Regions from separate parts of the Mus musculus genome. Here all the other regions are linked to region 1. A link is a loop called in an ENCODE intact Hi-C map of the cell type or tissue named here. Cell type or tissue: heart. All regions are shown on one strand.

Evidence for each region. Peaks named below come from ENCODE experiments on the same cell type or tissue, not always from the same donor. Only the 100,000 strongest peaks of a DNase experiment are listed, where the experiment ranks them.
Region 2: it touches region 1 in a loop (5-fold over the local background); 12 of 42 quality-filtered maps call a loop at or near these places.
Region 3: a loop joins it to region 1, with 4 times the contacts of the local background. A loop is called at or near these places in 5 of 42 quality-filtered maps.

Annotation. Positions count from the first base shown.
Region 1 is chr7:135,832,276-135,840,275 of GRCm38, forward strand. No RefSeq gene overlaps it. Among named protein-coding and RNA genes, the nearest start is that of 6330420H09Rik, 18 kb to the right of the region's middle. In heart, a CTCF peak has its summit at 4,939 (motif pointing right); a DNase peak (open chromatin) is centred at 4,976; H3K27ac peaks cover 873 bases; H3K27me3 peaks cover 3,059 bases.
Region 2 is chr7:136,046,922-136,054,921 of GRCm38, forward strand. Gm51502 (predicted gene, 51502) reads left to right here and starts at 1,149. Exons shown (of 2, transcript NR_169162.1): 1 at 1,149-1,311. In heart, a CTCF peak has its summit at 3,366; no DNase peak of the experiment used is centred here; H3K27ac peaks cover 619 bases; H3K27me3 peaks cover 361 bases.
Region 3 is chr7:136,290,240-136,298,239 of GRCm38, forward strand. The region is part of intron 3 of C030029H02Rik (RIKEN cDNA C030029H02 gene); the gene reads left to right. Among named protein-coding and RNA genes, the nearest start is that of C030029H02Rik, 26 kb to the left of the region's middle. In heart, a CTCF peak has its summit at 4,403; no DNase peak of the experiment used is centred here.

The DNA of each region.
Region 1 (8,000 bases):
AACGTCATTCCAGTGTGGTAGTGAAACCTGTCTTGGTAGCTAAATTGACCAGATCTTTGTGGGCAGTGCTGTCTCACATGAACACTGCAGATTGGAGTACTCTTAAACTGGTGATGTCTGGTGTGTGTGTGTGTGTGTGTGTGTGTGTGTGTGTGTGACCAAGAATGGCTGTTTAGACAGTTCTTTCTTTTTCTCTGTCATCACCCTGGGAGGGTCTGTCTGTACCAGGCTCACTAAAGTCCAAACTGACTCAGTGAGATCGTACCACACAGACTCTCCAAACCAGAGGCAAGAGGGAATCTCCCAGAGTCTCATCACCCCTTGTCAAGATGCGTTCTGAATCCGTCCATGTTGCCTAGGCAAAGCTCCCCTTGTTAGTTGTGATCCAGTCTCTTGAAGGAGTTTCCTGCCAGGTCCTCACTGGCTCTTGGTTAAGGGCAGCAGGTAAGGAGCTCATGAATGGTGAACACTGGAGTTATAATGACACTATTGAGTGTCAAGTGCCTTGGAGGGCTACAACATATTCCCCAGACTGCTCTTTTATTATCGATTATACCGTGCCTGCTCAGACCAGTGTTCATAGGAACAGGATGAGGCCCCATGGGAGTCGGTCCCACTTTTGTCAAAGCTGGAGGGGCCCACTCCTGGTAAACTCTATGTATGTCTAGTGGAGGGTTCTGGATGGCCACATGCAAAGGTTTCTTGGCTCTTCAGGAAGCCTGGAGGGGAACAGAAGCCTGTCTGCAGATGTACTAGCAGACCGTCTCTCTGCCACATCCTACTCCTCCCTCTTGAGGGGGTAGCCTTCATTCTCTGAACACTTCTCTCCCCTAACAGCCTACCTTCCTTCGAAGGTTGAACTCTCTCCTTTCTATGTTTCCTTTACAGTGGTATAAGATGCTTTTTGGTCCAAGTTCGGGGCTGCTGAGACTGGTGAGGGCCTTGAGGAAGCAACAGGGTCTCTGCTGCAGGCTATATTCCAGAGGGAAAAATTGGAACACTTGAGAGCCAGAATAAAACATGAACGTAAAATGCAAGAGAGGGGAAATTTCCAGGGAGCGTTTGCCTACTCTCACGCTAATAGAGCGAGACAAGCAGGCTGTTGTTGGGTTCCAGGCACTCAGGAGCAGGCTCCCAACCTCCGGGGGAGGCAGGCTGGAGAACGTGGCCCTCCAGGTGTGAGAAGGCAAATTTGGAACCCATGCCACGCTCTCTTTAGAGCCAAGGTGGAAGCCTGCAGCTTCCTCTACGCAACTAACAAACTGGGACAGGAAGCAGGCTGGGAAGAAGGAAGGCTGCAAGGGGAAGCTGACGCCAGGGGTCCACCATGTGGGGGCAGCAGCTCTGAAGATTCCCAAGGAGGAGGCTCTTGGCAACTGAGGTGCCAGCACAGGCGGTGTGCCTGCTCACAAGCATGCCGCACATCTTACAGTATAATGAAGGAAAAAAAAAATCCCATTTTAATATCAGTCCGAAGTTTCCCTGTACACCCTTTCATATTTAAATTTATCTCCAGAAAATTATCCAACACAGTTAAGACGCGGGTGAAAGAAACTGATAAAAGCGCAGAAATCACAGCCGGGGTGGAACAACCCTTAGAAACATCACAGTATGTGGGTGATTTTCTGAGCGGATGAAACGGGGCTTACAGTTTATGCTGGGAGTGTTTGAGCTAAATTAAGTCATGAGGGGAGATAACACAATGCACAATCATTTTAAGGTAATTGAATCATGAAAACTAAAAATTTGGAAGAAAACAGATATTTTACTTAATAGAAACCATCTGTACCGTACAGTAGGCAAATTGTGTAAAAATGAATAAAAGTGTCTCTGGAGGAGAGTGGCTCGGGCGCCGGAGTCTGTAATGAAGATGTATATGGGCCTTTTAGCGCTCGCATTGTCTATTAGAGGAGGTAAATCGCAGCAGCGGATAAGGGAAACAGTTACAAATTTTATTACCATCATCTGACTGATGACAAATGTCGCAATAGAAATAACACATAGGAGATGGGTCTGTTCCCCAGCCCTAGCACCTTCCGCTTCGTACCCATCATCACCAGAAATCTTTATTGAGCAAGGGTCACCAAGACCCCTTTGTCTAGTTACTATTGGTTTAGTGGCTGCTACCCACGAGGACTATCTTTTAACGTGTTTAGGCTCTGAGTGTGCCGTTTGATTTGATTTGACTCCACTGGGGAGGCAGCTAATTTAAACATTTCTGGAGTGGCTTTTGTGCCCGACTTTTGGCTGCAGGGACGCGGGCGGTTGATCTCCAAAGTGTTTCTTTGCTCGAGTTGACCCGCATCAAAATGCATTTATTTGACAGGATACTTTTGTTCTGGAAGCTGGCCTGACTCACTCAGTCTCCGTAGCTGAAGGTCGAGTGGCCACATTTTTTTTCAAAACAGGCACTTACTTGTTCCTAATCTGCAAATTAACGAAATAGTCACAACTGCTAATGATTCAGGATCAGGCCTGAAATACAGAGGGCTTGAGTAATAATCAGCTTTTTAAATTAAGTTGGTGACAACCACTATTAGCGGCTGTGATTTAATAATCCCAATAAATGTGCACATTTTTTAAAAAAGGGGGCTCTTTGTAATTTTTGTCCCAGCATTTGCAACTGAATCTTTTAATGAAGGGAACACAACAGTTTTATGTTATAGACGATGCCATAATTGGGAAATCAAAGCTCCTTCAGACACCTAGAGCCCGAAGCAGGAACCGAACACCGAAGGATGCCCGAAGCAGGAACCGGTGAAATCAAGTTTCTAGTTGTGTGTGTTCCGATGATAACTCAGACCAGGAAGAGAATCTGATTCCTTTTGGATCTTATGCATTTTGGGGCAATAAGAAACAGATCCCATTAGCAAATATGTAAAGGCCTCCCTTAAGAGTTAGACTCGGGCAAATTTAGAACAAATGAGATGTAATTTTTCTATCTTACAGGCTTGCCTGTTTTACCTAATATTATCATAATGAATTGGCTTCAGCAACTGAAGGTGGGGAAAGAGAGGCGTGCCTGGTAAGGAGGGGGCGAGTGCAGCAGAGGCCTGATCTCCCCTGCTGCCCTGACCTTGTGCCCTTTCCTGACCTCAGTCTGAACGCCTGGGGAAGTCACCTCATCCCCACAGAGCAACCCTGCCTAGCAAAGACAAGCTGTGAGGAGAGAGAACCATGTGGACCCCCACCATAGACCATGGCTCATGGCACCTTTGCCCCCTCTTCCTGCCTCTGTCTCCCCATTGCCAGCAGCACTTCTTTTAGTGGTCAATTGAAATTTTATGGCTACGTTATTTAAAAAACACCATAGAAGAGCTGAATGAGGGAAGGATGATGGAAAGGCTGCTTGTCTTTTACCATAATTACTCTTGATAGCAATTTGAACTAATTTGCATTAAAACACCCATTTAGCCAAGCTGCTGAAGATGGGGACTTAGTGTGTGTAGTTTGTAAGACCTCAAGACGCCTCCCGATCTGTGTTGAGTTTAAACTACAGAGCCCTGCAAGACACTGCTCCATACCTTTTTCTGCCAGGCCAAAGCTTGCCCTCAGTAACCCTAGTGGCATGCTGGGTTGCATGGCAAAGGGCACACCTTCCTCATAGCTGCACTGTGCAAGCCTGGAGAGTCAGAGACAGAGAGGGTGGCTTAAAGACCCAGGTTCCTTCCCTTCTTGGGGTGATCTTCATGTCCCTTCTCTTCACTCCCCTGAGGCTGTTTATCTTCAAAGCACAAAAGATACCAACAAAACACTTGCAGCTTTGCCCTCTCTAGATCTTCTATTCATATGTGTGTGTGTAAGTGTGTACTTCTCTTACACAGTGATGGGCTTTGAGGTGTGACACTGCCACACAACTCCTTGGCTAGTAGCTATGCCCTGTCACTTAGGCCAGGCTGTGCGAGTTGGGAAGGGCTGGCTCTGTGTTTATGAAGATGGTACAGCTGTCTCCCTGTCTGTCTGTGTTTTCTGTGTGTATGTCTGCATTTGGTTTCTCAATGCTGCCCCTGGATTTTATTTCAGAAAGAGAAAACAGAAGAAGATTTAAGCCTGATGAAGTACTGAGGACCATTTGGACCCTCTGCTGTCTTCTTTACTTTGTTCTTTGCTGCAAATATCTTCTGTTTCTGCCCCCACCCCCACCCCCGCCATATTTGAAGATGTTTGAATCTAAAAATCAAGAGGAAATGAGTTAAAACTCAAAGCAGGCATTTCTGCGAGTCTGGCAGTGAAGTCAGGGGGAAGGATATCCAGTGGGTGGAAGACCTAACTTTGAATTCTGTAAACACTGCCCCCACCCTAGTCTCTCCCTATGAAGAACCTGATACCCATGGGGACAGTACACTTAGGGACAGTGGCTTTTTCCTTTATTTGTGTCAGTTTCCCAAATGTGCACATCCTCTGAATCCATAGAACATGCACACGTGCTCCTGAACAGACAGAATAATTTCTGAAATTAGATGCTACAGCTGCAATTAGCCAAAGGCAAGTACAGTAGCTCCCCCCTCTCTTCTTGTCTTCTACAGTCCTTCCCATCTCTCTTCCCTCGCCCCCTTCTTCTCCTCTCACGCCTTTGCCCTTTCGCCTTTTTTACATCTCTCTCTTCCTTTCTCATAAATAAGTACCTTTTGGATTTTTAGGCCCTGCCTCTCACAGTCCCCTCCTGCCCACCTACCTGCAGGCTGCACAGAACACAGCATCAAAGGGTCAGGACCACCAACAAGGTGTCACGGAGAAGGTGACTCAGGATGCAGGGCAGGTGCCAGACTGCTCAAATAAGCATCACCCCCCCAACAGGTTCTCGGGACTGAGACCCTTCTGGTAGCTGGGGATCCTACAGAGGTCAAGAAGCCCCGGGTTAGAGGAAGAAAAGGGGAGAAAGGCAGCGGGCAGATAGCTCCTGCTGCATCCCACTGGGAACCGGGTGCGTTGACAACTCTCAAGCACAAGATGGCACCCTTAAGCTTTCAAAGGAGTCAGGCTCCTCAGGAAACATGACACTACCCTGGCCAGCTGCCTCCTTCTAGGGAGACTGGAGAGGTCCCTTTCCAGTACCCACCAGGCCAGGGGTCTGCTTCACTCTTCTTAAGGCTATGCAGCTGCACAGAGGCCCACCAAGCAGAACCCCTCCTGCCAACCCAGGTAGTTTCTCGTGTGGGCTTTGCAAGTCTGTTATGGCTGGACTCCCAGGCTTTGTTTCCCAAGTTGGAATAAAGGAACTGCACCGGGAAGGGGGCTTTGAGAAACAGAATACCATGCTGGCAGAGGCCCCTGTTGTCCAGGACATGCCACCAGGCTGATGGATGGCTCTATCATTATTTACCAAATTGTGGCCCAGAGCCACACTGGCAAAGGCTTATCAAGGTGGGGGTCTCTGGGCATGTAGAAAGTCCCCTGGGTCTTCTCCCACCGGGCTGACACCCTGAGCACACAAGAGCTCTTCTGTGGGAGAGAAGCTGTTTTTCTGGATCCCATGTTTCCCTTGACTGTGATTAGCTACCTGTCTGCCTGTGAGTCCCAGAGGACAGGGACCTGCCAGGGCCAGATGCCCATCATTGATGGGCAAGCGCTGGCTTACTGCACAGGCAAGGGAGTCAGATTGGCCCTGGAGATCAGCTCTGGGACTTGGGAAGTGGAAAGAAAGGGTTGAAAGTGTTCTGTAGGAGCCAGGCCAGGAAGTGTGGTGGGAGTAGATGTGAACGTGTGCTGTGAAGATGAAGTGGCTTGGGCAGGTGCTCATGCCGGCCAACTGAAGACAGTAACAGACCCAATGCTGCCTCTGTGAGAGGACCGCAGGGATGGACTTATGCCTCCCATGGAGGGGAGCACTCTCACAGAACACTAGAACCCATAGGTCACAGCAGGGTTGAAGCCTTTTTGTTTGTTTCTCTGTGCACACACAGATATGAGCATGTTAACCCATGTGTGTATATATTGTGTGTATATATATATCCGAAAAGCATCACCAGCAGCTCTCTATCGGGGAACAATGTGGATTTAGAACTCCATAGAGCTGGGTTCTCATTTGGTTGTACCACTTCTATGCAGGTGACTCTTAATGGTCACTTGGCCTCTGTGACCTTATTGGTCAATGGGATGAAAGTGGCCCCTCCATTTACAGTAGACCAGAAAGCTGTTAGGTGGGACTTTGCAATTGCTGGGTATCCCTGTGAACCTTGTTGTTTTCCAGCTCATACCTCCTGGTCACCTTGTCACCCTGATATGGAATCCCATCTCCAGTCTCCTCCCATCAGCAGCTGTTTTAGAGAATATCGGTATGCATTGCTGGACTCCAAACCCACGTGGGCCACCTTATATGCTCTGTCCATGAGTGCAGGAGTCGGAGATGTGATGGAGGGCAGGATTGCTGCTCTTTCTTCTGTGCCTGTGGGGAACCCCGACTCACTTTCCAGCCCTTGCTTTACCTTTTCCATTTCTTGTGTGCTGCATACCTGTGTGGGCAGGTTTTTCGTGTGTGGGGGCATACCTGTGTAGCTGCACACATATGCACATATATGTGGAAGTAAGGCTGGTGTTGGGAGCCATCCTCTATTGATCTTCTACCTTAATCACTGAAGCAGGGTCTCTCAAACCTAGAGCCCGTTAAGATGGCTCGTTTTAGCCAGCTTAGTCTGGGGAATCTACGGTCCCTACCTTTTGAGGCAAGAATTACAGGAGGCACACCACACTCATCCAGCATTTACGTGTGTCTGGACACCCAAATGTTGGTCCTTACACTTGCCGAGCAAGTGCTTAGTCACAGAGTCCTCCCTCCTGCATCAGTTGTTCTTGAAGTAAGGTTCACCTACATATGGCTTCTGACTTGAGCAATTGTCACTTAGTCAAAGACTTGCTTGAGGGTCTAGATACATCTATAGAAGAATGCTCTGTCAGAGGGTGAACCCATGAGAACCCAAGGGCATGGCTAATAATCCAGTAGTAATTGGCCTGGACAGTAACACGGAAGCTGCTGAAGGTGTTGACCATCCCCTCCACATACACCCTCCTGGGTACTCAGGGTAAGAACAAAGCTTGTCTTTAGGTTGGGAATAAAATCCAAGGAATTAAAAATCTGTGCATATTAACCCAAAGAAAATACACTTACCTTCCAATATACGATGATGGGATTCGAACAAAAACCTTTTCTTCCCGGGCAAAGAATGTTATGCTCAGTGAGTGGTTGGCTGGGTGGACCTTGGCAGTCTTTTCTGTTCTGAATATAAAGGGCACCATGTGCTGGGAAGCAACCTAGGTCTCTCTGCCATTGCTCATTGGTCACCTTTTACAGAGGGCTGTAGTATAGAGCAGTGGTTCTCAACTTTCCTAATGCTGTGGTCCTTCATGTTGTGGTGACTCTCCAGCCATAAAATCATCTCGGTGTTCTTTCATAAGTGTAATGTTGCTACTGTTATGAAGTGTAATTAAATATGAGATATGTAGGATATCTGATATGCAACCCTGGTGAAAGGGTCCTTCGACCTCCAAAGGGGTCGCAACCCATATTTTGGGCGGGAGGTATGGGGGACTTTTGGGATAGCTTTCTAAATGTAATTGAGGAAAATACATAATAATAAAAAATTTTTTAAAAAAGAGAAAACTGTTGGTCTAGACCCACATGTACGTGTCCTATTCTTTATGAGCTCAAGGACAGCAGGAAATAGTGGAGCTGTGGGGAGATGGTGACACCAGCACCTGCCTCCCTGCTCTATCCACACAATCTTGGTACAGCCCTGATGAGTGTGACCAGCCACCCTTGCCTCAGAGCTCTGAGCTACATCCCTACCAGCTTTCTGTGGTGACAAGCTTCATGTCCCCAGCCTGGGTTACCATAGTAAAGACAACTCTCAGGAGACACAGGTCTTGTCCTGCTTCCCAGTGCATGAGCAAAGTTGTGCCTGGAGCTTCCATTCTCTAACTTGGCAAGAAGCTCTATGATTCAAGCGACTAGGGCAGTGCGAGCCTTAATACTTAAACTTCTCTCATGAATCTCTCTCTGTAAA
Region 2 (8,000 bases), 210 kb after region 1:
AACCTCAGATGCTCCAGCTTGTAATGCACGGGGGAAGCCCACATGCAGATGCTGGGAGCCTGCAAGCCAGCACAGGGCTCCAGGGCCCTTGGGCAGCCACGAGACAGCCTGGTCTGGAAGGCTGCCCCAGTGCCACTTTTCTGAGTTACAACCTTCCCCCAAAAGACCTTGGTCCTTCTCCTTGGCAAGTTAAGCAAAAGGCCACGTGTATCTCCATTGTTATATTTCCTTCTGAATAACTTTTGCTAAGTTGTCATCTTTGAGATAAAAGGCATGTGGCCGCACTTATGCACCATTCACTATTCGCATTATTTTTGGAACCTGACTGAAGGCGGAGGGAAGGACGGAGGTGGAAGTGTGACGCTGGCTTCCATTGTTCTGTGTTGCTTTAAGATGCAACTGTAAGTAAAACGCAAAAGTAAGCGACTGCCTGCTGATGTAAACACTAAGTCACCCAACAATGCCGGGCAGAAGCTCAGGTGAGCTCAGAACACTGAGCACAGGGAAGCCAGGCAGCAGTGGACCCAGGGTCACAGGACCTTGAGTTCTGTGAAGCCTCTGCTGAACTGGCTGCCCTGAAATTAAATCCTCCACTCCAGCACTCCTCCCCTGCAGCAGGAGTGTATTCTTAAGGGCTTTCAAACTTTTTTTTTTTCTGGCATGAACTGTGTAATTCTTCTACTTTTTTTTTAATTTAAAAAAAAATGGAGGAGAGTGAAGACTGAGCAATGTGATCTTCCCAGAGATAGGAAGCCAGGATACAAGGGCTCTTTGTTCCCACCCTTGAAGCCCCAGGACTTCTGTCAAAGCCAGAAGCTCGCCTGAAATGAAATCGGTGCAGGCATTATTCTGCTTCATTTACATTTGGCCTGTCTGCCTTCTGACCTGCGTGGAGGAAAGCACCATTATGTACAAAATGCAAATGCAAGAAAATAGAAATAATAGGTCCGATCAGAGAACAGGACCAGACCGCTTCCTTAATTCTACGGTCAGGATTTTGAGCTGTGTTCCAGTAAATTCTGAGCCTCTGCTCATTGTCTCTTACAATTTGAATCACTGCTCCTGTGAGGTTTATTTCTCTTCCCAGGTTTTTTTTTTTTTTTTTTTTTTTAGTTCAACTTACACATCCCCCCAATACAAACTTCCTCAGATGCTAAGTTGTGCCAACTGTAGGAGCCGGCCCTTAGAAACCCCCCAGGAGATGTTCAGCCCTCTTAGGCACAGGGACAGCTATTTTCTTGAACACTTGCAGCATTCGAATTGATGAAGAGATTTTTACAAACAAATACGGAGCCTTCCCAGCACCTCCAGGTAAGTAACTGCTGGCCTTGACCTTCCTCACTCTGACTTTAGGGCTGGGCAGCCAGTTTGGAACTCACAACGCTTTTAGTATAAAAGTCCACAAGATCTTTTTCTCTTTTCTCTTTGGTTTACTTTCGTGTCATTTTAATTATGTCCCATTTAAGTTGAACATTCTCTTAGCTACATTGTATATACTTAAAAATCTTTTTATTGATTCTTTATGGATTTACATCATACATTCCAATCCCACTCATCTGTAGTATCATAGAGACTTTTTTCTCCTGCTTCTTGAGAACAGGACACCCAACCTTGGGGCAAAGCTATAGGGAAACAGACCACCTTGTGCAGAAATTAAAGCTACACTAAGCCTCAGAAATGAATTGGCATCGTAACCATACTAAGACCTGACCCGAGGCAAACAATGCATCACCTGGTTGGAGATACAACCCAAAGTAGATTTGAGGGATGTTTAAAAGGGTGTCTTTGAGTTTTTGGTTTTTTTTTTTTCTGGTTATTTACCAGGAATTGATGTAACCTTGTCTCAGAGCACCCATCCAGGCAGCCCATGGACTCTGCATGAACCATCACACTCCTGGAACTGTTAGCAAGGTCTCCAGAAAGAAGAGAAGACTCAAAGAAATGGGGCCAATAATCTATTCTTCACTGGATTTTTTGATTGTGAGCTCCCAGCCATTCTAAGATTCTGAGATGAGGAAAAATTGCAGAATAAAATTACAAAACAAACAACAAAACTAGTGGCTTGGAGATCCCACAAACTAGACTGCTTAAACTCCCCCACTCCATGCCTCCGGGGAAGGCTTGGGTCTTGAACTCGTTGTGAAATCTTCAAACACATAATAAGAATTAATCACCATCCTTTCTCTATTTTAACAGCTGTTGACTGACTCCCTCCCTCGCCCACTGCAGCTGTGCTAGAGTCCGCTCGCCCTTTGCTGACATCATAATCCCATTACAGCTGGGAACTTGCACACATAAAATGCAGATTTAAGCTTATTTTGAAATAACTTATACTTGTTAATTGTTCCAATCTATATCACAAGCAGGAACTTGCAGCTCTCATCTGGCGGTCCAGGTCTTCATACCAGCAGAGGGAGAGCTTCCTCCTTCCTTGTCTGGGTTATCACAAGTACCCCATTTCCTAGCCAGTCCAGGCAGCTTCCAAGCCACAGACACACTTGTGGCCTGAACTCATCCAGAAGTGACAGCTGTCCATCTGCCCCTTGCTCCTCTCTCCCTCCAGATGCACCCTCGTGGGTGTCAGAGAGAGAGAGAGAGAGAGAGAGAGAGAGAGAGAGAGAGAGAGAGAGAGAGAGAGAGAGAGAGAGAACCTCGCAAGCAGGTGAGCCTCAGAAGGCACAACACAGATGCAGAGGCCACTCTGGACCTGGCTGGCTCTAGTTCCCCAGAGAACCCCGCCCCCCAGCACTGTATTCTTGGCTTGCAAGTCAAGTGGGAGAAATTGATTTCCTGGTTTGATGTGTGTGCTCTTTCAATGAGACACTCACTTGACCAATCCCCACTCTGTCCTTCGGTTTGACCTTCATTTTCACACAAGTTCATGCCTGGCCCGAAGCTTGACACATGAATTTCGTCAGACTGCAATGATGGAGGTTAACAAATCCAAGGAAAAGTAATTTGCATGCTTGAATGTGTGTGCCATGCTTGCTTTCAAGGGGGGGCAGAGGGAGCAGACTCTAGCTTGTTGCTTCTCAGCTCCGTGCTATCCGGTGGGTGCGGCTGTTGTGACTGAGGCAATAACAGATAATTATTTTGTCCTTTTCAAAATGATCAGAACATGCATGGGAGAAGTAGGATGGGAAGTATCTAATCTACTGCACCAATGCTAGAAAGTGACTTAGCATTTCTTTTTTTATTATCTCATGTTTATAGGCAGGATCCTCTCTGATGATTTCCAGTAGAGACTATGCCTACTGACACCTTACAGTACAAAGAAGAGACCTGCTTATATTTTGAAATTGTTCTGAATGGAATTTTTTTTTGGTTAAAAGGCTCTCCTCCTCCTATGTTTTTAATGTAATGGTTTTGGCAGCCCCATCTGCTGTTTGTTAGTGGAAGTGTCTAGTTAAGAAATAGGAAAGATCTGTGCGGTGCTCCCCCCTCCCCCTTCCTCTTGGTAGCCTTATGGGGTTTACAGTACAGGTCCAGTCCTTGTTCTTACGGAGGCGAGTTGAAAGGTCTGGCAAGGCTTTGGAGACATAGGAACTCAGGATTCCCCAGCCTGCCAAGTCAATAGTGTCAATAATGAAAACCTTGAAGGATGCCAAGGAACAGACACTTGGTTCACTCTGCTCGCTCAGCAGAATGAGCTCCTGAGCCCAAAAGGATGTCTTTGTCTAAAAAAGAGGGAAAGTTGATGCTTGCTGTCTTAGTGACAGTTTTACTGCTGTGAACAGACACCTTGACCAAGGCAACTCTTAGAAGGACAGCATTTAATTGGGGCTGGCTTACAAGTTTAGAGGTTCAGTCCAGTATCATCAAGGTGGGAACATGGTATCGTCCAGGCAGGCATGGTGCAGGCAGAGCTGAGAGTTCTACATCTTCATCTGAAGGCTGCTGGCAGAAGACTGACTTCCAAGCAGCTGGGATGAAGCTAGGGTTTTAAAGCCCATACCCACAGTGACACATTCCAACAAGACCACACCTACTTTAACAGATCATACCTTCTAAAAGTGCCACTCCCTGGGCTGAGCATATATAAACCATCACACTCATCGACCCCTACCAGCCGTGGGAAGGTAGATATTGACAAACTTCCTGAGAGGCCCCACAAGAGGCAATCAGATTGATGTTCCCACCCCTTCCCAGAATGAAGACTCCCCAGAGGTGAGCCCCATAGCCCTCAGGTTCCCCTCTTTTGGCATCATTCACCATCACTTGTTGCTGCCATACAGGAGGTTTTATTCCAGTGATGTAGTACCAAGCCCAGCATGCCTGATCAAAGAATATGGAGTCCCAATTTGGCTGGGAAGTGTGTCAGGTACATTCTGCCCAAATTGCCAAGTGTCATTTCTATTGGCAATATTTAACTGGACCTGGTTCTCATCGACAGCCTGCATCTAGTTGTCCTGTCCCCTCTTGTCTGGTTCTGACAGAGCTGCAGGTTACTAAGCAGGGGACATTCCATAGACATGGCAGACCCTGATCGTTTTGTTCACATTCTACATCTAAAAGCAACTAGCAGGACAATTGCAGGGCCTGAGCTGGAAGCCCGTCAATAGACTATAAGCATAAATATTTAGGATCCTAAATGAAAGGACACCCCCTTGCCACTCACCTCTCAGCATGAGGTTTACTGTTTTACGTAGTGCTGGCTCAGAAATGCCTTCTCCAAGCCTAGTGGGTAAAGCAGGGCATTCCTGAGTCCACACTACTTACGTTTAGAGTAGGGTTGTACACTGGACACAATGAGGGCTGAAGGAACCAGGACTAAGAACACTCACTGCCAAGACGTGCCTAGAAAGACACTCTCTGTGCTAGAGAAAGCTAGTAAACAGTCTGGACACATGCAAGTACACACTCAGATTTGCACGTATCAACTTATTAATATACACTTAGCTAGATGAACCTTAATTGAATCAGCTGCTGTTTGGAGGGGGAGCTGCAGAAAGGCTTTAGAGTAGTTGTATATTTGAAGTGGCATGTGCCTCAAATTTGCTATAGTTTGTACTTTACACACGTGGCAGTGGCTATCCCAGGTCCCTTAGTCCCAAGTTCCCACCCCTGCAGCATGTTCTTTCATCCAGTCGGTAAATAAGCAGTCCCCATGGCCCCTACACAAACGCCACTGCATGGATCTGCCATTAAGAGAACCTGTTAGGGGAGGAAGCATGTCCCTATCCCAATGTCCTCTGCCCGACTATTTGGGATCGGGGACTCTTGTGGCTCCAGAACCAGGTCTTTGGATTCTCTTGGTACACATTATGGTTGTGTCCATCTGTGTTCAGTGACTTGTCTTGAAGTCTCCATTTATGTCACTGATTTCATTTCACACTTAAGCAAACTATATTCCTTAATAGACCCAAAGAAGGAAGAAGGTGCACTTTTGGACTGTCACAGCCTAGTGACTGGAGCAGCCTCTGGGTGAGACCAGGCAGGGAGTGAACACATGGGGCTTCACTCTTGGTGGTTTGGGGAATAGTGTTCCACGGACAGCTGGTGTTGTCTTTGGGAGATGGCTAACTCAGAAGTCTTCTGTGATATGTGGACTGTCCATCCATACAGGGACCCTTGTGACCACAGTCTAATATTAAAGTTTCCAGGGACAGTTGTCCGGACGTGGAAGCCATCAAAGCAATTTAAGAGACACCTGGTTGTCCTTGCTGAAGTGAAACTTCCTTCGTGAGACCTTTATTTAATACAGAAATTAATTATCCTGAAGATCATAGCCTGAGCCACATTTTCCAAAAAGAGTGAAGCTACATTCCACATAATAATGACACCTGAACTTCACATCTGGAGTTGAGAATTAGGGGGAAAAAAGGTGAACAAAAAGGGATGGGAGGGAGGGGTAAAGTGGGAAAGAAAAAACAGAGAACAGGTGAATCAAGAGAACCCACAGCAAGTAAACTCATGAGTTTACCTTCCATTTCTTCTGTGTGTAGCATTTCTTAGCCATAGTCGTTGGTTCTGTAACCCCACCTTATCATAAGGTCATAGAACAACTACCATACCTAGATCATTGCCCTTATGTTCTTCATGCTCCATCCAAGGATATCAACACATACTTAGTGAGACAGGATAGTTAAAAATGCTTCCCAGCCCAGACTGTTCAATGGTCTCTGTATGGTGCTCTGTATGTTACAAGCTGAGGACCTTTAGCTGCTGACCCACATGCAGCATTCCCAAGGAGGCTTCAGGGTTGTGGTGCCTCTGTTATCTTCTCAGTTTGTGCCAAGCATTGTTTCTTTTAAGCATCTTTTAGAGGGTTCAAACCTTTGGGTATTTTCCTGAACTCTCTGACCCATTTCCTTTTTTATGAACGATATTGGCAAACAACTTCCATAAATAAAGTCTTCATGGATGTCCATCATGTTATTTTGAGAATCTATATTTTGAAATAATCTTGGGTATATAACTTTGTTTTATTTTGATGAGGAGTGTAATTACAGAGAATTTTTAATAAGTGTTGTTTCCCATTAATGATCTAAAAGGTTCAGGTTTAGTGAGATTTTATTAAAAACATATAAATAGATTTATGCATTCATTTTGGCATGATTCTTTGTGAAACTGTGAATATAATTAAAGTGAGCACTGGTTCAGTCTGTGAGCTGTCACTTTGGTATGTTTCTCCAACAAAAGTAGATTAATATAGCAACAGAAAAAAAAAAAAAAAAACCTCCTGCTGTAGCATTAGGGAAGTCTATGATATTGGCCATAATTCTTGATGTTAAGTAGACTTAATTACCAACCATGGAGGACATCTTAAAATAAACTCCAGAAACAGACCCAGAGGTGAAAGCCCAGGGTCTACTCTGAGGAGCTTATAAACCCAGACATAGGCCAATGAAGGTGCTTGTTTCAAAGTCTGGTAACCTGAGTTCAATCCCCAGAACCCACATGGTGGAAGGGGAGAACCAATTCCTGTAAGTTGTCCTCTGACCTCCACACACAGACTGTGGCCCATGTACACCCCTCCTCCCACACACTAATTGATTAATTAATTTATTGGTTGATTAAAGATGGAAGCCAAGCATTTGCTTGGCAAAGACTTTCAAAGACTATCTCCCCCTACTCTTTACCCTGCCCACAAGTGGCTGGGAGTTTTGGCAGCTTTATTTCATCAGTGGCCTTCCAGGGTAGTCTGTGAAAGAGGAAAAGCTGAACAAGATGACTCTGTTTGGTGTTAGAAAACCACCAAGACATCAGGTTGGAGCCAAAGTGGTGCTGAGGTCTTTCCCAGTCAGAGAAACCGAGATAGGCTTCAATTTTTGTGTCCTGCAGTACTTCTTCTGAGCATGTGGATAGAGCAGCATTCTAAAATTAAGAATGAGATTCCAAAGGGAGCTAGAAATTCAATATCCCACCCCCATCTTGCTTGTATTTGATGTGAAAAGACCGTAGCCTGTTCTTCTAGAGCCTATAATTGAGATTTTGTTCAACTGGATTTTAAAGAAAGATGAAAATTGGTTCTCTTTATAAATCTTCCTTTCTTGTAACACATGGGCTCTCAACCTGTAGGTTGGGATCCCTGTAAGGATCCTTTCACAGGGGTCGCCTAAGGCTATCAGAAAACACAGGTGTTGACATTACGATTCAAATAGTACAAAAATTACAGTTATGAAGCAGCAACAAAAATAATTTTATGGTTGGGCTCATCAAAACATGAAAAACTGTATTAAAAGGTAGCAGCATTAGGAAAGCTGAGAACTACTGTTGTAACAAGAGAAAGTGATCGATAACTGGTAAAACTGTTTAAAGTACATAGAAGATAGCCTATCGAAAAAAAATTAAGTATTTTTCAAATAATTTCTATGTTTTCTTTTAAGGAACTACATCTCTGCTGGAAAAAGGAGATGCCATTTCTTGAAAAGGGCAAACAGACAAGGACAGTTTAATGCAGATTTGGAGTAAGTCAGGCTACATGTCAGCAAATGGGGATAGGGCTGTCAATCAGTGAGCTAGTTCCCACAGCCACCAACAACAGCCAGTTTTTTGTA
Region 3 (8,000 bases), 460 kb after region 1:
CCCTACACAAAATAACTCCTTAGCTGTAAGAACAAGACAATAACAGGGCAATCTGGCACCTGGATGCAGGGCAGCATTCTAGGTGAAAAGGGAGACAGAAACAACAAAGCAGTAGCAGCAAGAAAATGACCACAAATGCTTTCAAAACTTCTGACATCAAACACTCCAGTGCTAAATGTTTAAAGGTCTATGCCATGTGTGGAGACAGCGCTGCAGCTGAGCACTTGCTATTCTTGTGGGAGACCCAAGTTCAGTTTCTTGCGAGTTAAGTTTCCAATGCCAACTGGGAGCCTCATGACCTGGGAGCTGTAAGTCCAGCTCCAGGTGAGCCATGGTCCTTTGCCTCTGGGGGCACCTGAACTCATGTGCACATATCTATCCATAGGCACACACGCAAATACTTAATTAAAAATCATGAAAACAAATCTTCAAAAAGTATGCATTGAACTTGGAAAAGTATATTCCAAGGCAACCTGGCACAGAGATCTTGTTATGATATTTAAGTATTTAAATGTGTGGTTGAAATTATTAAATAACATTAAATGATAACTATATATCTCAATGGGACAACACTCAAGGAGATTAACCACAGAATTTATAATGATAGCCAAGATTCAAAGGCTCAACCTTGCAAGCAAGTGCAAAGAGGAGAGATGCCAGCTGTCATTTATCTAAAGGATGGGGATTTTTCAAATGCTTACTTTTAAAGCACAGGGTAACGGGGATGGACGTTACTGCCCGTGGCATTGTCAGACTGGGGAAGGGTCTGCCATTGACCATTTCTCTGCCTTTCATGTAGCCCCTCTCCTCCTGTAAATCCATTTCAAGGACATAACAAGAAATGTGGACCAAGATTAATGCACAAACATGCTGCTAGCTCTGTGATTTGCAATAGCAAAATATTGGCTCACCTAAGGTCCCACACTGAGGGAGTGAACTGATTTGTCCCCTATGGCCAACCCTCCATCTACCGGATCCTGAGCACAAAGCACTTTCAAGACCGTGGGAAACTCATGAATCATGAGAACAGGGCAGATCCAGGTTCCGAGGGACCTGAAGATTGTACAACTTGTGTGGCCTCGGAGAGGATAAAAATCACTGGTGGAGGGAGGGGCGGAATGTAGGCTGTGAGCTCCGAGGTTTAAGCTTCATTTGTTCCGTGGAGGCTAGCTTGGAATACTAAATTATGAAGTCTGACAAAAAGAACATATAAGAAAATGCTTGTGCAACAGAAAAGGGCGTGAGACAAAGACGCACATTAGGAGCTTTTGCTAACTGTCCTCACCTTGTTATGAATCATTAACTAAAACAGAAGCAACTTTTAAATGAAGCAAAGTCGGGCAAGACAAGAATGGGGAATTCAGAGAGAAAGGTGGGCAGAGAGAAGACATGGGGAGCTGGGTTTTAAAGATGCATAAGGCAAGCCTGGGGGCCAGTCACAGAACAGCAAGGGCTGAAAGAGAGATGGCTAGAGCAAGCTGAAGGTGGAGGGTGAGTGTATAGTGTCTAAGAGGATGTGGGAACAGGGCCACAGACAGTTCCTAATTAGATTCCAGAGGTCTGAGCTTTATCACAGTAAGGAGCCTGGCAGAGGGTTAGCCTGAGTGGGTCTTCATAGCTAACAAATTCTTAGACAGTGCAAGTCGAAATGTCCCTAGAGGTAGAGCTATTTGAAAGGACAGTGAAAATGAGAACTTGGTCCCTGGGGAAAGAAATATTTGAAGCAGACGAAATAAAACAATTCCAGATCAGGCAGGATTGATACCCCAGGCTAACCTAAGGAAGGCTTCAGGCCAGGAAGGGCTCTGAATATTTTGGGGGACAGTGGGATAGCGAGGTCTCAGGGATAGGGCCCTATGATAATGTAATCTGCTGCAGGTCCAGATCTAGGTGGGATATCTGACTTCCCCATGTCCAGAGCCTAGAGATATATATCGTTAAAGAAGTTAAAAATTTGGCACATCAAACTCTACAGGGGCAGAGAAGGCACTGGCCACCCCTCACAGAGGAAGCAATCCATCTATGCCATCCCGAGGTAACAATCAACTGGTGACTGAAGAGTCAGATAAAATAAAAATTCTTGCAACCAATGTATACGTGTACTGAATCTTGGGAGAGAAGTAGATTTTTCTACCCAGGAAGTTCTTACCTATGGAATGATGGTGGTCTCCTTTTATGTGTATGCATGTGGGAGTGTATTTCCGTGTGTGTGTGTGTGTGTGTGTGTGTGTGTGTGTGTGTGTGTGTGTGTGTTCATGGGCATTTATGTGTATTCAGGTGAGTGTGCAAAGATGTGCTTGTGCATGGAGGTCATAGGTCAATCCTGGGGGATATTCCTAAGGAGCAGCCTGCCATGGTTTTGAGACAGGATTTGCACTTGGAAATGGGGCTTGCTGATGTAGCTAGACTGGCTGGCTATGAAGCCCCGGTGAACCACCTGTCTCCATGTCCCCAGCTTTGGGCTTCTGAACATGCAACACCGGAGTTGGCTTTTTATGTAGGTGCTGGGGATTGAAGTGTGTTGTTCACGCTTGTGCAGTAAGGACAGCCCCACCCCTCCATTCTTCTTGTCTGTAAATCTAACAGGTTGCTAGATTCTTTTCTCTGCAGCTTTTTCCAAGTTTAAAAACCGAAGCTTTGGTAGAAAAACACTTGGCAAGTGCCCACACACCTGCACTCTGGCTTATGTCTGGATCACAGGAGCTATATACATGAGTCAGAAAATTACAAGAAGATGAGAAAAGTCTCATCTTCAGGGAAATAAATCCCCTCATCACTTATCCCCAATGAAATCTAATTATTTTGACTTTCCTGTAATCGTTTCTACTCAAGAAGTAAAAAATAGGAAAATAATTTAATTTTATTGGCAAAATTTACTAGATTAATACAACTAAGAATGTCACATAAAATGTTAGCATTAAATATTAAAATATATTAATAAAATGCTAGATTACTAAAGCCTAATATTTAATATAATGCATTAATTGGAAGAACTATGTCAGTTTAAATATTAAACATAAAATGGAAGTTGCCAGTGGGCTGTGCAGAGCGGGATAACAGCAATCGTCAGCTTGTGGCTCTGCTCAGTAAAGTCATGGAGGGGCCTTTCCAGCTGGTCCTACAGACACCGGTGGTATAGGCAAAAGCTTGAATCAAAAGTCTGTTTTCTAAGAAATGGAAAGAACTGAAGCCAGAAAGTCACAGAGAGGCCAGGCAGTGGGAAGCAGTGTTCACCTCTTTCTGTCTGCCACAGGGAGGAAGAGTTATAGAGCCCAAACAATGGAGTTTTGGGTCACAGAGAAAGACTTTAGAGAATTTGTAGTTCATCCACTACCTCACAAAAAGGGCAACGGAAAATCTACTACCCCTTGTTCTCTGCACCCTTTCAGCGCTCAGGCTAGACCCTCCCTTTACCACACCTTGGAGGGAATCCAAGGGCAAGGGAGAGCAAGGCAGAAGCCAAGAATTGCAACTCCAAGGTCAGAGAGCCTTTGCTGGAGAACTGCATGTGAGACCTAGCTAGAAAAGGCCCCATCCCCACCCCTGCACACAATCCCTGCCCCTCCGAGGTCCAGAGTGCTGGCCCTCACTACTTATGAATACCAAGAGGGCTGCACATGCTTATACCAACCCTGGGGCCAGTTGCTATTCTTGCAGGAGAGCAGTGTATGAAAGCAGCCTGTAGAGGAAAGAGTCCTGGGGAAACAGATGAGTCTCCTTAGGCTGCTGAGTCATGGAGCCGGTGGCTCCTCTAACTATCGTAGTCCTGTTAGAAGCTGTTTGGCACAGAACCAGCTTCTGTGTACCCTGCCCTTTCTTTGGTGCTGGCCCTGTCCTGGTGCCCAGTGGTGAAGGGACAGGCCTTTCCTGCTCGTTCTGAAATCCCAGCTGGAAAAATGTGGGTCTCAACTGGTTGCATAGACCACTTTGCTCTGCGCTTTTTTCCTGTTACCCGTGGGTGTATAGGCGATATTGTGTCTTTGTGGAAAATACACACATACTCTATACTTATGCACACAGGTGGACACAAACAAATACGCCGCACATATATGCACAAATACACATGAATACACACATACACGCACAAGCACAGACAGGCCTATGTATACCACGTATACACACCTACACATAAACACACACTTACAAACATATATACACACCATACATATATGCAGGTACACACATAAACACACACACTCAAACATTCACACATACCAGCAGACACACACACATTACACATGAATATACATGCACACATATACACATACATACAAATGTGCATTCATGCATATACATGCACATACACACACACTAGAGATGCACACATAAACACACATTCAGACAGGCCGAGCATATGGTCAATACAGATGCAGAGTAGCTGTTCTCCACCTCCACCCTAGGTGGCGCTGGATGGTATTCAGCGATGTTTGGTCTGCTCAGACTGGATTTGTACTGGCACCCAGTGGGTGGAGGCCAGAAATGGCCTCAAGCATCTAATAAGGCACAAGACAGCTCTGCACAAACATTCTTCAGCCCCTACCCCAACGGCAAAAACCTCCAGGGCTAAGAATCTTGGTTTCTATGTGTAAACACTTTTAAAAAATATTTTTAAAACACTCATTTTGAATCCTCAAAGCTGGTAAGATGTGAATGTGAAATAGAATTGCCCAGGCTTGCTTACAATGTAGCCCAGGTTGGCCTCCAAGTCATGAACTTCCTGCCTCAGCCTTCTATGTGCTGGAATTATATGTGTGATCTACCATGCTAAGCAGGATGACTGAATTTTAATATAAAAAATTAGGACTCTAGCATTGGTCTACTAGAGCTTCTGTCTCCTAGAAGTCTTACGATCATTTATTTTCTCAATTTCTAGAGGCTGCAAGACTACAATCAAAAGTATATTATCTGTACTTCCCCTCCTCCCGTGTACAGATGATGTATCCTTACTCTTTCCTGTGTCTTAACAAGGGCTTTGTGGTGTGTGTGTGCATGAGCATACATGTATATTAGCATTTGACGACTACAATGTTCTGTAATAGTAAATCCTACTGGTGATTGGATTAGAACTACTTTAATGGCTTCATTTTTCTTTATTTACTTCTCTAAAAACCTTCTCTTCAAACATAGTCACACTCAGGGGTACTGAAAGCAAGGACTTCACATCATGGATTGTGGAAGAACAGCACATTGTCCATAATAGTAAGTGACATTAGGAGAATAAATAATAGAAGGGAAAACTCAGATTAGGAGGCTTGGCTATAGTGGCTACTCAATGATGAGCAAAGGTGATGGGTAGGTGGGAGAAGGGATATGGATATGGAGAATAATGGGCAAATACAGAGAAGGATGGGAAGTGGAGGGAGAAATGAATACAGGGACAGAGGAATAAGGGTGCATAGAGAAAAGGAGGGATGAGCAGAGGAGGGGAGTGGGAGACAAGGAAATGATTGGAGGGAGGGATTGGTGAAGGGAAGAATGGATAGAGAGATAGTGAGAAAGATAAACATGGAGGGATGAAAGAAGCAGATAAAGGGAGGAGTGGGTAACAAGAGGGAGAGAAAGTCAGACAGGAAATGATGCAAAGAGGAACTGAGGAGAGGATTGTGGAGAGAGGTGAAGGGATGTATGTATGTATTGATGGATGGATAGATGGAAGATGGATGGATGATGCATGGATGGATAGATGGATAGATGTATGTATGGGTGGGTGGATGGATGGATGGATGGATGGATGGATGGATGGATGAATGAATGAACGAATGGGTAGATGTATGGATGGGTAGATGGATGGAAGGATGGATGGGTGGATGAATGGATGGATGGATGGATGGATGGATGGATGGAGGAAGGTATAGAACATTTGCTGTGGGGATAAGAAATGTAAGGCAAAGGGATGTTACAACCAGTAAAGTGCTGTGCAAAGATCCTCAAGACACTGGTCCACGAAGAAGTGATAGACTAGGATATCTTTATCACTTAGACATGATGAGGCCAAGACTACCTCTGTGTACTTTTTCCTGTGTGTACATGTGTATGTACAATCTTTCAAAGGAGATGCCATGCAAAGCACAAGTGCGTCAAACATTTTCCGAAGGTCACTGCTCTACAAATGATGCACCAACAACAACCCTCAATCCTCAAATACACTGGAACCATTTCCCTGAGGAAAACACCAATATGGTGAAGCAGAATTCAGGTCGGCTGGCAGCTCTCCTGGGAGCTGGCACGCTTGGCTTGTATTCAGCTCACCTTGTCCTCCCTAGTGCAGGCTGTGACTGAGTTCTGAAGCGGGAAGGCAAGGAGCACTCCATGGCAACTGATCTAAGTGACTGAGCTCCCAAGCGACCACAGGAGAGACCTGAAAAGTGAAGAACACCAATAGGCCTTAGAACTCAAAATAGATTAATAGAAAAACTTGCCCTGAGTTTTTCAAAGGTATATTTTTTAAAGATGAATTTTAAGAAGATTTATTTTTAAGAAGCATATTGACATGTCAGTGACTGAACAAACACTTCAGGTGACAGGCTCAGTACGCTTACAGCTTGAATAAAATAAACTAAAGGGGATCACACACCTTGAAGATTCCCTCACCTACAGGCATTGCTATGCAGGGCAACTGTCACAGTTTGTTCTTCACACGGTTGTCCTTGGTGTACAAGGCCAATAATGTGAGCTTTAATGCTGCCAGCCCAACATTTACGACAGATGTGAAAAATTGTATTTAAATTAGAAATGCTAAAATTAATATTTATTGACTCCATGTTTCATTATCATTAGAAATTAGTTTGTTCTTGGTAAACAGTTTATAGCATGATATAAATACATTCCATTGACCTATTAACTGGCCTAATATATTATGGAATTATTGACAGTGGCAGTAAAATTTACTAACAGCCATTAAACCTTTTAACATACTTGATATGCCTGTCTCTATAATACCCACGAATTAGGTGTGGGTGTGTTTTTTAAGATAATCTGCTGCTGATATTAAATTCTTCCAAGATTTTAATATATTGTCTTAGTTTATGGATCATAAAATAAGCCTGGAGCTTACAAAAATTTACATGACAATTTTTTTTTTAGAAAAGCGCATGTAAATTTTAGTACAGTGTGAATGATATAAAGTACTCAAACACATAAAAAAAAGTTTCACAAACTGCACTAAAAGGGTAGTTAAGGTCTAATTTTAACAAAATCCATAGTCTGGCCAGGTAGGCAAGACTGAATGAAAGACTTATGTAGTTCCTGTGACCACTGCAAAATCAGCAAAGCAAAGGAGGAACATAGCTGGTGTCCAGTCCAGCTCCACACCAGAGCCAACCCTGGGTCACCAAACACATTTCTGGAGACTCAAAGCTGGAGCTAGGACTTCCACAGCACAAACATTATACAGATCACTCTCTTTCCAACAGAAGTCATGCCAAAGGGTTTTTTGTTTGAATCATGTAGAGTCATGTAGAGAAAGATGTGAAGAACCGTAAATAATGTAAATAAGCTTATACAGAACCATGTGGAAAGTCGTGTAAAGAGCTGTGCTGAGAACTACATGGGGAACTATATAAAGAGTAGTATGGGGGAGTCATGTAAAAAACTATATGGAAAAAAAAACCATCCTGCAGAACCATGTGGGGAACAATTAAGATGGGCTCCCCCAGGAGGTGAGTGTGGACACTGGATACTTGTGTCTACACAGATAGGGCCTGCAGGCTCCTTTGACTCTGTGCCTGTGGGGTACCATGGACTGAGATATGTCCCAAGCTCTAGACAACAGACTCCTTCAAGGTCACTGACTACCCCTGTGAGGTTCAAATATGCCAACCAAGCTGTCAGCCCACCTCTCAGGGTCAGAATCAAGTGTCTGATTCAGCTGCTGGGACAGTGCCAACTAGAAGGATCAAGAGAACAAATGTGCAGTCCCTTACAGTTCTGAGGCTGGAGTTCACAACTGCGAGTGGTCTGGGCTTTACCCCTCAGAGGTCTCAGGGACCAATTTTTCCATC